Regions from separate parts of the Homo sapiens genome. Here region 2 is linked to region 1. The links are chromatin contacts, found by Hi-C in ENCODE. All regions are on one chromosome and are shown on one strand. The core of a region is the stretch at or near the end of the contact, and the rest is flanking DNA. Distances in the headings are between cores, read along the strand shown. Region 1 holds the start of PZP (PZP alpha-2-macroglobulin like). Region 2 holds the start of KLRB1 (killer cell lectin like receptor B1).

Evidence for each region. Hi-C counts contacts between places; a loop is a spot of excess contacts on that map.
Region 2: a loop to region 1 is called in a map of Right ventricle myocardium superior, with 7 times the contacts of the local background. The contact joins the promoter of KLRB1 here to the promoter of PZP in region 1. A Hi-C loop is called at or near these places in 1 of 168 maps with a recorded cell type or tissue (Right ventricle myocardium superior).

What each region holds. Positions count from the first base shown.
Region 1 is chr12:9,204,153-9,211,060 of GRCh38, reverse strand. It overlaps PZP (PZP alpha-2-macroglobulin like), which reads left to right and starts at 2,666. Exons shown (of 36, transcript NM_002864.3): 1 at 2,666-2,802. The coding sequence starts at 2,720. It also overlaps a transcript of KLRG1 not described here.
Region 2 is chr12:9,605,431-9,612,338 of GRCh38, reverse strand. It overlaps KLRB1 (killer cell lectin like receptor B1), which reads left to right and starts at 4,423. Exons shown (of 6, transcript NM_002258.3): 1 at 4,423-4,584. The coding sequence starts at 4,500.

The sequences.
Region 1 (6,908 bases), core at 1,417-3,916:
GTCACTATTTAGTCACTTAAGTACATGCCTCTCATACAACAATCTCACTCCTGTGTATGCGTCTTGCAAGAGGATTTACCTGTCTCAAAGGGTATATGTAAAAAGATATTTATCAAAGCATTATTTCCTCATGGCAGGACAATAGAGACAATCCTGTTTTTATCATTAGGAGAGTGGAAACATTAAACCTCTTGGATGATCACCAAAGAGGGCTATACTGTAATAAAATGCAATTAATAAAATACATACATATAAACATATAAACATGGGAGGATGTTTTAAAACTAGCAATAACTAAAAAGAATAAGAAACAGGCAAGGTCTTTTTCCAATACTCTTTATATAAAATAAAAATACACACTTAAGACTTTCCTTTCCAGTAATGGTATACAAGGTAATTGAGACCAAACTTCCCACTTAAATTAGGAATGGTTGGTTATATATATATTCACTGGAGGTATTGAAAAGCAAAGACTGTGAAGAATTATGAATCCAAAGTTCAGAAGCAACATAGCAACCCAAAGGGGCAATTCTGTGTTTAAGGGCACTTTCCCCTTAGGGTATTTAACAGCTCCAGAATATTTGGCTGAGAGATTTAGAAGCACATTTTAAAGCCTTTAGTAAATAAAATTGCAGCGTCTAGAGTCCAAGGCTCATGAAACTGGGGCAAGGAGATGTTCCTGATAGACCCTTTACATATTGTGTTGAGATATCAAACTGATGGTAGAATTCAAATGGTCCATAAACATATGAAAAGATGTGTAAAGTCATTAATAATGAAAATTAAGGCAAGATACTGCTTCACTCATCAGATTGATAAAAAGTAAAATGCCTAGCAGAGTAAAACGATGGTAAATATATAATAAACTGAAAATATCCACTGTTGCAGATGGGTATTCAAATCCATGTAATACTCTGAAGAGCAATTTACCAATCTGATAGATTTCAAGATGTACATACATATATAGCCTATAACCCAATCTCTGCTATATACCCTAGAGAAAGTCTTGCAAATATGCTTAAGTAGACATACCGTATTTGTAGCAGTATTATTTGTAATGTTGAAAACTATGAAGAATCCAAAATTCAGCACTAGGGGAATAGAGTAACAGGTTCGGCCACATTCATACAATAGAATGTCGTATAGATGGTCATTAAAATTAATAAATTTTATCCTCATTATCAATGCTAATAAGTCTTAAAACCATAATAGTGATGACATATTTTACAATATGTGCATACCACTTATACATATAAAATACAAAACACAAAATTATGCTATATATTATTTACATAAATATGGATTAAAAACATAAACACATCTTGAAGAATACATATCAACTTCCTAATCCCACAACATTGGAAGGGAAATGAGATTGGAGAGAATTACAAAGGAAACTCCAACCATATTTGTCTTGATTTATTTCTTTTTTTGGGTTGGTGGATCTGGTAAAAACTGGAAAAGCTTCTAGACAAATTTTAAAAGAGCACTACCATTGCCATCTTTCATTTCTTAAGAAGAAATGACCTTAAACAAACTTGGCAAGTGTTTAATTTTATTAAAGTTGGGTGCATGTAAGGTACGAGTGTCTTTTATCTTGCTCTCTATATTTGTGAGTATATATATATATAACATTTCATAATTTAAAAGAAATTATTTCATTCTATGATAATGTGACAAAAGAAACAAAGATGTGAAATAAAAACTAATAGGAAGGAATCCACTTTCAGCAGTGTGGCCAGGAATTTGCTCTCCAAAGAAGGGATGATTAGGCTGAAATATGGAGAAAGAGAAAGAAAGTTGATTTAAAAAGTTTCAAGCAATACAGTATGTAAACAGACACCAATGTCTGCAGTCTAAGGATGGCATTAAATCTGCTGGTGGTTTATATGTGATCATCATTGTACTACAAGTTCTATGAGAGCATGGATACTGAATATCCTGTTCAATATTGTATTTTCATCACCAGAATAGCACTTAGCACACAGTATGGCTCAAAAAAAAAATCTCAGATAAAGTCAATGACATGGTTTAAGGGACTCAAACGTTAGAGTGCTCAGACAGTAACAAGGACAGATAGGATCAACTAAGAATCTGATCAGGTCAATGCTGTGAAATAGACAAGTGTGATCTTTGATAACTCCTTTCTAAAATCTCTTTGATCTTTTATCTCTTTTATCTTTCATTGATCCTCTACTCTTGAAATCCTTATTTTATATCACTTTCTTCCAGGACCATGTACTCAATCAACTGCTAAAAAAGAAAACCCAAAAACCCTAAAGTCTATAGTTATAACTCACTCAGTCCCAGAAATGAATCTGCAATGCATGAGCTACTATCATGGTAACATGTCCCTGACATTCTTTGTCAGCATCCTTTGTCACCTGCTTGTAAGGATTTTGAAAGAGATGGAGAAAGGTAGGTTGAAGGTTCCTTATCAGGAGGTTTGCTGTCAAAGCTCATTCTAAATGGAATACAAATTTTATCTTCCAGACATGCCTCAGTACCTATCAGAATTTAGCCTTGAGAAAAATGAGGCAACCACTGAGAGTAATGACCCTTTTAGGGAATCTGTGCTCAATTCTGAACTCTATTCAGAGGCCTTGGGGTGGGGCTTGTTTGTACATAGTGGCCACATAAAGCCTGGTAAACTCAGCTGGTCTCCAGGGCGAGGCTGAGGGCAGAGAGTTGGACACAACCCTGAGATTTATCCCTCACAATGCGGAAAGACAGACTTCTTCATTTATGTCTTGTGCTACTTCTTATCCTGCTTTCTGCCAGTGACTCAAACTCTACAGAACCGTAAGTCTCACTCAAGACCCCTTCCTCCAGAGTGCGTTTCAGTCTCTCCCTTGTGTCTTCGCTTTGCCTTCCTTTGTAAATGCCACCTTTCCACTCATTACAATACCTTCCAAATATAAGAAATTATTCCAGTTAATCCCTTGTTTGTCTTTCATTTATCCTCTATTCTTGAAATCATTTTTTCTACACTGGGCCAATCAGAGTCATAAATACGATTAGTCACTAGGAAGCATGATTAAATAAAACACTAGATCCCAACTTCACAGAACAGTTCTTTTGGATGGAAGGCACTGAATATAGAGATATTCGAAATATATAGTGAAGTGCAACTTAACATGTATTGTAGGCCATATATATATATACAGAAAGTATAGCTCCTTTATTTTTCAATCATGTATCAAGTCTTCACCAACAGCCCCCAGTGGGGGACCAAAGCAGGGAAAATAATTTTAACCCTATCCAGTTGTAAGTTGGTACAACTCAATAATTGTAAGACTTCTTTTCCACCTCTCCCCAGTTCCTCTCCTCTATAGTGTCTAGAGAACTGTGGTCTCCATTAACTCCTAATAGAGAAAACTGTCAGAGTCCTTGGTCTCAAAGTTCTCCGTCCTTCTTGGCTACTGTCAGTCTGACTTCTCCTTACTTGCTGGCATGCACTGTTGAAGTTTAGCCATCTGGTTTCTCTTGTGTGTTCAGGACCCAACAGTCCTCTCTAACTGACTGTCTCACTTCAGCTGTTTCATATCCCATAGAACTCCTACCTTTGCATCCTGCCTCAAATACTATGGCTATTGTTTCAACACAGCCTGTGATGCAGGGTCACCTTGCCCCTTTGCAGTCCAGGCCATTTAAGGTCCCTGGCCTTAACCCAGCTGCCTTTACATTTCTTCCAGAGAATGGTGAGAACTCTTGGGTCCAATAATAGCACATAGGCACTGAGGTGTCCTGGAGAGGTTAAACTTCTACCTCTCTCTTGCATACCCACACTGCACTTCTAGATGCCTATCGTGTCTCCTGTATTCCAGACTGATACAGGGAAGTCTTCAGAGTCCCAAATCGGGAAAGGGATAAGGGGTCCCTCTGCTCTGTGTGTTACCCTTATCCATCTAACACAAATAGCCTTCTTCAGGCCAAAGCGCAGAAAGCAGAAATAAGGAGTTCAATCCAGTAAGTCTCCTGCTTTCCTCAGGCTTTTTCCTTGCACAATTTCCTGGCAACCGGTAGGGGTACATTTCTCCCCCACTATCCCTCTACCTCATCTACAGCAGTGGGCTCTACTACTTCCAGCTGCTCTCCATCCAGAAAGCATATGGGAATATGTGGAGGCTATTTTGCTTTCTGAGAGCAGACTGAATGGATAAAGCGAGTAGCGTGTATTGGGTCAGAAACATTAAGCAATTTGTGGTTCTGGATGCATTCCTACACTACATTGGACCATGCTGCCATTGAAACCATCCTTTTACGTTGTGTCTGCCACTGAACAAAGAACAACAAGCCTCATGCCCTAGTTGTCACAAGCAGAAGGGGTGTTTTCTCCCTTTATAAGGAGAAAACTTAACTTCATCCCTCCAGAATTAACCCTTGATGTGATAAATGTGAGAGACTACAAAAGAGAACCAATAGCCATTCTCCCCTGCCTTGGGGCAGTAAGCTTCAGAAAGATGAAGGTTTCAGGGGAATAAAATGAAAAAGAGAAAATTAAAAGTTATCACTTTAATATTTGCTACATTTAGTCCCTGCTAAAGAGGCAAATATTTAAAATGCAAACATTCATGATTGAGTAAACATATATTAAAACATTTTAGCAGCTCACTACCAATGACATCTTGGGCAAGTTTGTCAACCTGGATTTGTTCTGATTTCAATATCTGTTAAAAAAATATTAACTGAACTCATATAAAATAGTTCTTTAGAATATCAAATATATGTGGAATTAATTTTTAATCGTGATATCTTTTAGGCTTATAATTTATAAGAATAAAAATAGTAAATAAATTATAAATATATATATACCTTCTTATTAAGATCAAAGAACTAAAGGAAAAATTTTTTGATGGGGATGTAAAAAATGATACATTTTTATTATTTATTATGCTGTTAAAAGAGCAGTGATCAGGAGATCAGAAGCATCCAGATACCAGAAAAAGATTAAGACATAAGAGACTAGCTGAATGACTATCAGTGAGTTACTGAACTGCCCTCAGCTTCTCTGCTAGAGAACAAAACCTTACTACTCATACAGTAAAATCATCTGAAACTTGGATGATTTCAGAGTGGCCCTGGAGATTCATGGCATATAGTTTTGCCCAGGAACACTTTAAAACACATGTAGCAAGACTGGTGTGCTGGAGCAGACTACATGGAGGATGAGGGGACCAAATTTGAGTTCCACATTCCACAACTCAATTATCCTTGGATTCTCTCCTCCTAGTCTCACACCTATTAATTTTGTAAAGCAACAATATTGGGTTTCTTGTGTCAAATTGCCTGTCCAGAAAACAATTTAAAAAGTAAGAGTTTATGTTGGCAATGGAAAGTAAGGGTAGTAAAATAATATAAGAAAATAATAGTTTTTACTTGCAAATTTACTCTATAAATGGCCTAACCCTGCAGATATTGAATCATGAATCACTGAATCATTAAAGCTTTGAAGAGTTACATTTTAGTCACAATTTACTGATTTTACTGATTTGGCATGGGGGCAGGGATTTTATCTATCTGTTATGGATTCAAGTTTTGGGGACTGATGAGGATCTCATGTTTTAGCTTCCATGAACATGGAGAGTATCATGCATGTACCTTACAGCATTGCTGGGAAGATTAAATGGCTTAATACAGAGACAGCTTAACAATTCTTGTCATGTGGCAGATGCTCAAAAACAGCAACAACAAAAACACATTCTCTTTCAGCCCATGGGATTTCAGAGTGTGGAGAGATTATATTGAATTGGAGGCTTCTGGAAAGTGACAGGAAAATATGGAGTGGGGGGCATTAGAGACAAAGGACACTCATCAATAAAGCTAAGGCCAGAATGTGAGGCTTACACAAAAAATTGCCTGTGCCTCTGAAAAACTGAAAACTTTCAACAATTTAAATAAAAAAGAAAAGACTTTTCAAAATAATATGACTTTTAGTACTCATATAAACTTTGTTTTGTTTTTTTTTGAAACAGGGTCTCACTCTGTCACTCTGAAAGCACTGGTGCAATCATAGCTCACTGTAGCCTCAACCTCGTGGGCTTAAGTGATCCTTCTTGCCTCAGCCTCCTGAGTAACTGCTACTACAGCCATGTGCCACCTGGCTAAATTTTTTATTTTAATTTTTGTAGAGATGGGGGACCTCACAATGTTGTGCAGGCTGTTCTCAAACTCCTGGCCTCAAGTGACTCTCCTGCCTCAGCCTCCCAAAGTGCCGGGAACTAGGTATAAGCCACTTCTCCCAGCCTGAACCTGTTTGTTTTTTTTTATTGAAAAGATAACCTATCCACCCATGTGATTCGAAACAAACATGTTTATAAACATGGACATACTAATATTAAATTATTAATGTTAATTGCCTCAAGAAATTGAGCATAAAGGGAAATGATAATAAAATACAGTGTGTGTTTGTGTAGTGTGTGTGTAGCAGGGAGTTGTGCATGTAAATAATTGACAAAATTTTCAAACTCGTTGATAAAATATTGACTTTGACTGAGCTGTATCTGAGGAGCCTAAGAGAAACAGCAAATACTTTTTTTCAGTGTTGCTGATATTAAGAAAATGATTTTGCAATATAGACATGTGTTATTTTGTGTAATGATATATGCTTACTGAAGTTCTTTCAGTTGAATTTCTGTAAATCTAGTCACGGTGTTCATTCCAAAGTGATGTTTATCTAGACAGATTTTAATGTAAGTCCTTTTTACAATGAATAATCACTCCCAATTTTTTATATATGTGTGTGTGTTTGTGTGCGTGCACTTTTATGGATATATATTCAAGAATTCAGATTCTTTTTAAAGGTCAAAGTTAAAGTTTAAAGAGCTCAGACTGCTCTTTACAGCAAGGAATGCCTGTGAAATTGTAACATCTTGGAAAGCAATCTCCAGTGTTGTATGGCTCCAGAT
Region 2 (6,908 bases), core at 3,174-5,673, 400 kb before region 1:
GGTTGTTCCTTTCCATGTTTACGGCTTCCTTCAGGAGCTCTTGTAAGGCAGGCCTGGTGGTGACAAAATCTTTCAGCATTTGTTTGTCTGTAAAGGATTTTATTTCTCCTTCACTTATGAAGCTTAGTTTGGCTGGATATGAAATTCAGGGTTGATATGAAATTCTTTTCTTTAAGAATGTTGAATATTGGCCCCCACTCTCTTCTGGCTTGTAGAGTTTCTGCCGAGAGATCCGCTGTTAGTCTGATGGGCTTCCCTTTGTGGGTAACCTGACCTTTCTCTCTGGCTGCCCTTAACATTTTTTCCTTCATTTCAACTTTGATGAATCTGAAAATTATGTGTCTTAGAGTTGCTCTTCTTGACGATTATCTTTGTGGTATTCTCTGTATTTCCTGAATTTGAATGTTGGCCTGCCTTGCTATGTTGGGGAAGTTCTGGATAATATCCTGAAGAGTGTTTTCCAACTTGGTTCCATTCTTCCCATCACTTTCAGGTACACCAGTCAGACATAGATTTGGTCTTTTCACATAGTCCCACATTTCTTGGAGGCTTCATTCATTTCTTTTTACTCTTTTTTCTCTAAACTTCTCTTCTGGCTTCATTTCATTCATTTGATCTTCAATCCCTGACACCCTTTCTTCCACTTGATCAAATTGGCTACTGAATCTTGTGCATGCATCATGTAGTTCTCGTGCCATGGTTTTCAGCTCCATCAGGTCGTTTAAGGTCTTCTCTACACTGTTTATTCTAGTTAGCCATTTGTCTAATCTTTTTTCAAGGTTTTTAGCTTCTTTGCGATGGGTTCGAACTCCTCCTTTAGCTCGGAGAAGTTTGTTATTACCAATCGCCTGAAGCCATCTTCTCTCAACTCATCAAAGTCATTCTCCATGCAGCTTTGTTCTGTTGCTGGTGAGGAGCTGCATTCCTTTTGAGGAGAAGAGGCACTCTGATTTTTAGAATTTTTGGCTTTTCTGCTCTGGTTTCTCCCCATCTTTGTGATTTTATCTACCATTGGTCTTTGATGATGGTGACACACAGATGGTGTTTTGGTTTGGATGTCCTTTCTGTTTGTTCGTTTTCCTTCTTACAGTCAGGACCCTCAGCTGCAGGTCTGCTGGAGGCTGCTGGAGGTGCACTCCAGTCCCTGTTTGCCTGGGTATCACCAGTGGAGACTGCAGAACAGCAAATATTGCAGTACGGCAAATGTTGCTGCCTGATCCTTCCTCTGGAAGCTTCATCTCAGAGGGACACCTGGCTGTATGAGGTGTCAGTCAGCTCCTACTGGGAGGTGTCTCCCAGTTAGGCTACTCGGGCTCAGGGACCCACTAGAGGAGGCAGTCTGTCTGTTCTCAGATCTCAAACTCCATGCTCAGAGAACCACTACTCTCTCCCACGCTGTCAGACAGGGATGTTTAAGTCTGCAGAAGTTTCTTCTGCATTTTGTTCAGCTATGCCCTGCCCTCAGAGGTGGAGTCGACAGAGGCAGGCAGGCCTCCTTGAGCTGCAGTGGGCTCCACCCAGTTTGAGCTTCCTGGCAGCTTTGTTTACCTGCTCAAGCCTCAGCAATGGTGGATGCCCCTCCCGTAGCCTCGCTGCCACCTTGCAGTTTGATCTCAGACTGATGTGCTAGCAGTGAGCAAGGCTCTGTGGGCATGGGACCCTCCGAGCCAGGCATGGGATATAATCTCCTGGTGTGCCATTTGCTAAGACCATTGGAAAAGTGCAGTATTAGGGTGGGAGTGTCCTGATTTTCCAGGTACCGTCTGTCATAGCTTCCCTTGGCTAGGAAAGGGAATTCCCCAATCCCTTGCGCTTCCTTGGTGAGGCAATGCCCCACCCTGCACCATGGGCTGTCCCCACTGTCTGCCAAGCCCCAGTGAGATGAACCCAGTACCTCAGTTGGAAATGCAGAAATCACCAATCTTCTGTGTCGCTCACGCTGGGAGCTATAGACTGGAGCTGTTCCTATTTGGCCATCTTGGAACCCAATCCACCTAAGGTCTTGCTCTAAGGTTCTATGCCTGAAAATCTTTGAAAGAGGTGAAGGACCTCTTCAAGGAGAAATACAAACCACTGCTCAATGAAATAAAAGAGGACACAAATAAATGGAAGATCATTCTATGCTTACGGATAGGAAGAATCAGTATTGTGAATATGGCCATACTGCCCAAGGTAATTTATAGATTCAATGCCATCCCCATCAAGCTACCAATGACTTTCTTCACAGAATTGGAAAAAACTACTTTAAAGTTCATATGGAACCAAAAAAGGTCCCACATTGCCAAGACAAACCTAAGTCAAAAGAACAAAGCTGGAGGCATCACGCTACCTGACTTCAAACTATACTCCAAGGCAACAGCAACCAAAACAACATGGTACTGGTACCAAAACAGAGATATAGACCAATGGAACAGAACAGAGCCCCCGGAAATAATACCACATATCTACAACCATCTGATCTTTGACAAATCTGACAAAAACGAGAAATGGGGAAAGGATTCCCTATTTAATAAATGGTGCTGGGAAAACTGGCTAGCCATATATAGAAAGCTGAAACTGGATCCCTTCCTTACACCTTATAAAAAATTAATTCAAGATGGATTAAAAACTTAAATGTTAGATCTAAAACCATAAAAACCCTAGAAGAAAACCTAGGCAATACCATTCAGGCAACAGGCATGGGAAGGACTTCATGACTAAAACACCAATAACAATGGCAACAAAAGCCAAAATTGACCAATGGGATCTAACTAAATTAAAGAGCTTCTGCACAGCAAAAGAAACTACCATCAGAGTGAACAGACAACCTACAGAATGGGAGAAAATTTTTACAATCTACCCATCTGACAAACGGCTAATATCCAGAATCTACAAAGAACTTACATAAATTTACAAGAAAAAATCAACCAACCCCATCAAAAAATGGGCAAAGGATATGAACAGACACTTCTCAAAAGAAAACATTTATGCAGGCAACAGACACATGAAAAAATGCTCATCATCACTGGCCATCAGAGAAATGCAAATCTAAACCACAATGAGATACCATCTCACACCAGTTAGAATGACAGTCATTAAAAAGTCAGGAAAAAACAGGTGCTGGAGAGGATGTGGAGAAATAGGAACACTTTTACACTGTTGGTGGGACTCTAAACTAGTTCAACCATTGTGGAAGACAGTGTGGCGATTCCTCGAGGGACTAGAACTAGAATTTGACCCAGCCATCTCATTACTGGGTATATACCCAAAGGATTATAAATCACGCTGCTATAAAGACACATGCACACATATGTTTATTGTGGCACTATTCACAATAGCAAAGACTCGTGAACCATCCCAAATGTCTATCAATGATAGACTGGATTAAGAATATATGGCACATATGCACCATGGAATAGTATGCAGCCATAAAAAAGGATGAGTTCATGTCCTTTGTAGGGACATGGATGAAGCTGGAAACCATCATTCTGAGCAAACTATTGCAAGGACAGAAAACCAAACACCGCATGTTCTCACTCATAGGTTGGAATTGAACAATGAGAATATTTGGACACAGGGAGGGGAACACCACACACCGGGGCCTGTCGTGGGGTGGGGGGAGGGGGGAGGGATAGCATTAGGAGATATACCTAATGTAAATGACAAGTTAACGGGTGCAGCACACCAACATGGCACATGTATACATATGTAACAAACCTGTACATTGTGAACTTAAAGTATAATAATAATAAAAAAAGGTAAAAAAAAAAAAGTAGACACATACTATAATCACCTTGAAAAAAAAAGAAAGTCTTTCAAAGAGATAAAAAATTCCATATACTCCACTTCCTACAATTCTGGCAGTTTCCAAATACTTTTACTTATGTGAAAATGCTATCATATCCAAGAGTGCCTTTAGAGCTAAGCTAACAGTAGGCTACTGATCTTTAGCACATTGCTTTTTCTGTTGTGTTATTCAGGGGGCTTTCTCACATTTATGTTTCCATTTTTCACATTTCACAACTTTCTTTGGAGCACAGATATTTCAGGAAGATTTTAGAGCCTTTGAATAGCATTATGGACTTTTTTGCATTAATTTTTACTTTTACAAAATTGTGCTAAATATTATTTCTGTTAATTAGTGAGTTTTGTTGGGGGCCCCTTAAATTGGAACCCCAGGCTATGCCTCATTTGCTTCACTCTGGTCCTGGCCCTGAGAGAGGAACACAAAAGGGATGGTTAGAAAAACAAGAACAAATGAGCCTCCCAGAATTTTCTCAAACAACAGGCCAGTTAATTAAGGAAAGTAGATATTACATAGCTAGGTATAATGAACATGCAGTCAGTGGATTGTCTCAGTAATTTATGGAGATAACCACCAACAAAAAGTGTATGTGGGTGGGGACAAAAGAGAGACAACAAAGTACTGCAGGCAGAAAGCTTCCTTTTGCTGATTTTGCCTCACAGAATTGAGAGTTTGTTCTTACACACAAGTTTAATGCCACCTTCCTCTGTCTGCCATGGACCAACAAGCAATATATGCTGAGTTAAACTTACCCACAGACTCAGGCCCAGAAAGTTCTTCACCTTCATCTCTTCCTCGGGGTAAGTGGCTTTAATTTTCCTTTCGGCATTTGTATGTCTTCCAGAATTAGATCTTCCTGTTACATTTATGGCTTTAAATCATTGCTTTAAAGATGAGCAGTAGTTTTATATTAATGTTTAACGGGTGTTGCATGGCTTGCCTGTAGATAATCACAACTTTGGGAAAAAAAATTTAAACCTCATACATTTATTTTTTTCAATCAAGTTAGCATGAAAAGCAAACATCACTTGTCTTACTGAGCCTTGGTTAAAAGACTCTGAACACTTTAGGCTACCCTGGGCACACTGCCTATTGGTTACCCCTGCTCTACAGGGATGGAAAGAAGGAAGAAAGAAAGAAAGAAAGAAAAGAAAGAAAGAAAGAAAGAAAGAAAGAAAGAAAGAAAGAAAGAAAGAAAGGAAGAAAGAAAGAAAGAAAGGAAAGAAAGAGAAAGAAAAGAAGAAAGAAAGAAAGGAGAGAAAGAAAAAGAAAGAGAGAGAAAGGAAAGGAAAGAAAGAAAAAGAGAAGGAGGAAGGAAGGAAGGATGGAAGGAAGGAAGGAAAAATATTTTACATGTATGAACTAAGGAATATTTAAGACACATTGCAAACTTGCTGTAATAACAACCTACGTTATTCCAAATTCCTCTACAAAATATCAATACTATGATTAAGTCCCAGTGCATTTTCATCCATAATATTCCTTTCAGAATACAACGTGTAGGCCAGTTGCAGTGGCTCATGCCTGTAATCCCAACACTTTGGTAGGCTAAGGTGATTTGCTTGAGTCCAGGAGTTTAAGGCCAGCCTGGGCAATGTGGCAAAACCTCATCTCTACAAACAATACAAAAAAATAGCCAAGTGTGGGGCACGTGCCTGTGGTCCTAGCTACTCGGGAGGCTGAGGTGAGAGGATTGCTTGAGCCCAAGAGATCAAGGCTGCAGTGAGCTGTAATTGTGCCACTGTACTCCAGCCTGGGTGACACAGCAAGACTATCTCAAAAAAAAAAAAAAAATATATATATATATATATATATATATACTTTTTATACATATATTTTATATATTTTATATATATATATATACTTTTTATACATATATTTTATATATTTTATATATATATATATAAAGTGTAGGCTTAATGAGTAACATACTTCACTCTCTCAAGAGAGGGGAACACTTTCTGGAAAAAAAATCATATTCAAGATCAAAGATTTGAATATCATTACTACCTGATAGTTTCTAGTTTGAAAAGTATCACAGCTTAGAAAGAGACAAGCCACAAAAATACTCGAGCATATCAGTAACGAACCTACTTACCATTTGTTGAAACTGGCACTTTCCTGTGTCTCTGAAGAGTTAGCATTCTGAGTGAAAGAAGCGGGGAACACCAATGTGAGGTAACACATGATGGATAGCATGGCCTGTGGATGGATGGGAAGAAACTAGAAACTGAGGCAGAAAATCAGCATGAAATTATTATGACACATTATTATTTTCTGATATCTAACTGAATTTACTATCATTGATAATATTACAATTGTTTACCAATCTGATATTCATTCCATGTCATGCCAAGCATTTGACTTGTGCTGTTTTAAGACTGTTTAAGTTTTAAACTATTGAATTCTCAAAGTTTTAAGTCAAGAAGAAAGTCTTAGAGCCGTCAATTAAGTTTCAGTATAATTTTCACATAAGAGTAGAGGAAATCAGAGGGTTCTAATAACTATAGGGAGGATTTGGTTGAGTAACATTTTTTTTTAAAGAAAAGAGTAAGTCTTTCTTTTCCTCTATTCATATCTAGCAAAAGGTGGAAAGTGGGCTTTTGTCAGAAAATGAATATAGAGGTAGTGAGACTCTTCCCAAATGTTGCTATGATCCCAAACCAATGGATGCAGAAATTTTTTCTACTTGGATTGTAATAATTATCCTATAAAATGTCATTCTGAGAGTAAACCTGAAGAAAAAATAAGAGTAGAATAAAGCCAGAGCAAAATATGTGACTATAGAACACTGGTCTGATATTGAATGACAGTAAAACCACTATTGGTCTCTGGCTAAACTGCTGAGGCTGTGGTCACTCTGTAGCAAGCACGGTGATTGTGTCTAAGGCAGTCAACAAAACCAGAAGGAGAGATGTGAGTGATAACCGATCTTGCTTATGGCCAAATGGCCAAGGGTTTGGTCTGTTAGAAAAGTGGATAAGGTGTTTGCAAAAATGCCCCTAGAGTTTATTCATTCATTAAAAAATAAGCTCCTACTCTGCACCAGGCATGCTGTGAATACAGCAGTGAACAAAATAGAGAAAATTATTTTCCTTCATAGAGTTTATAGTAAAATAGAGGC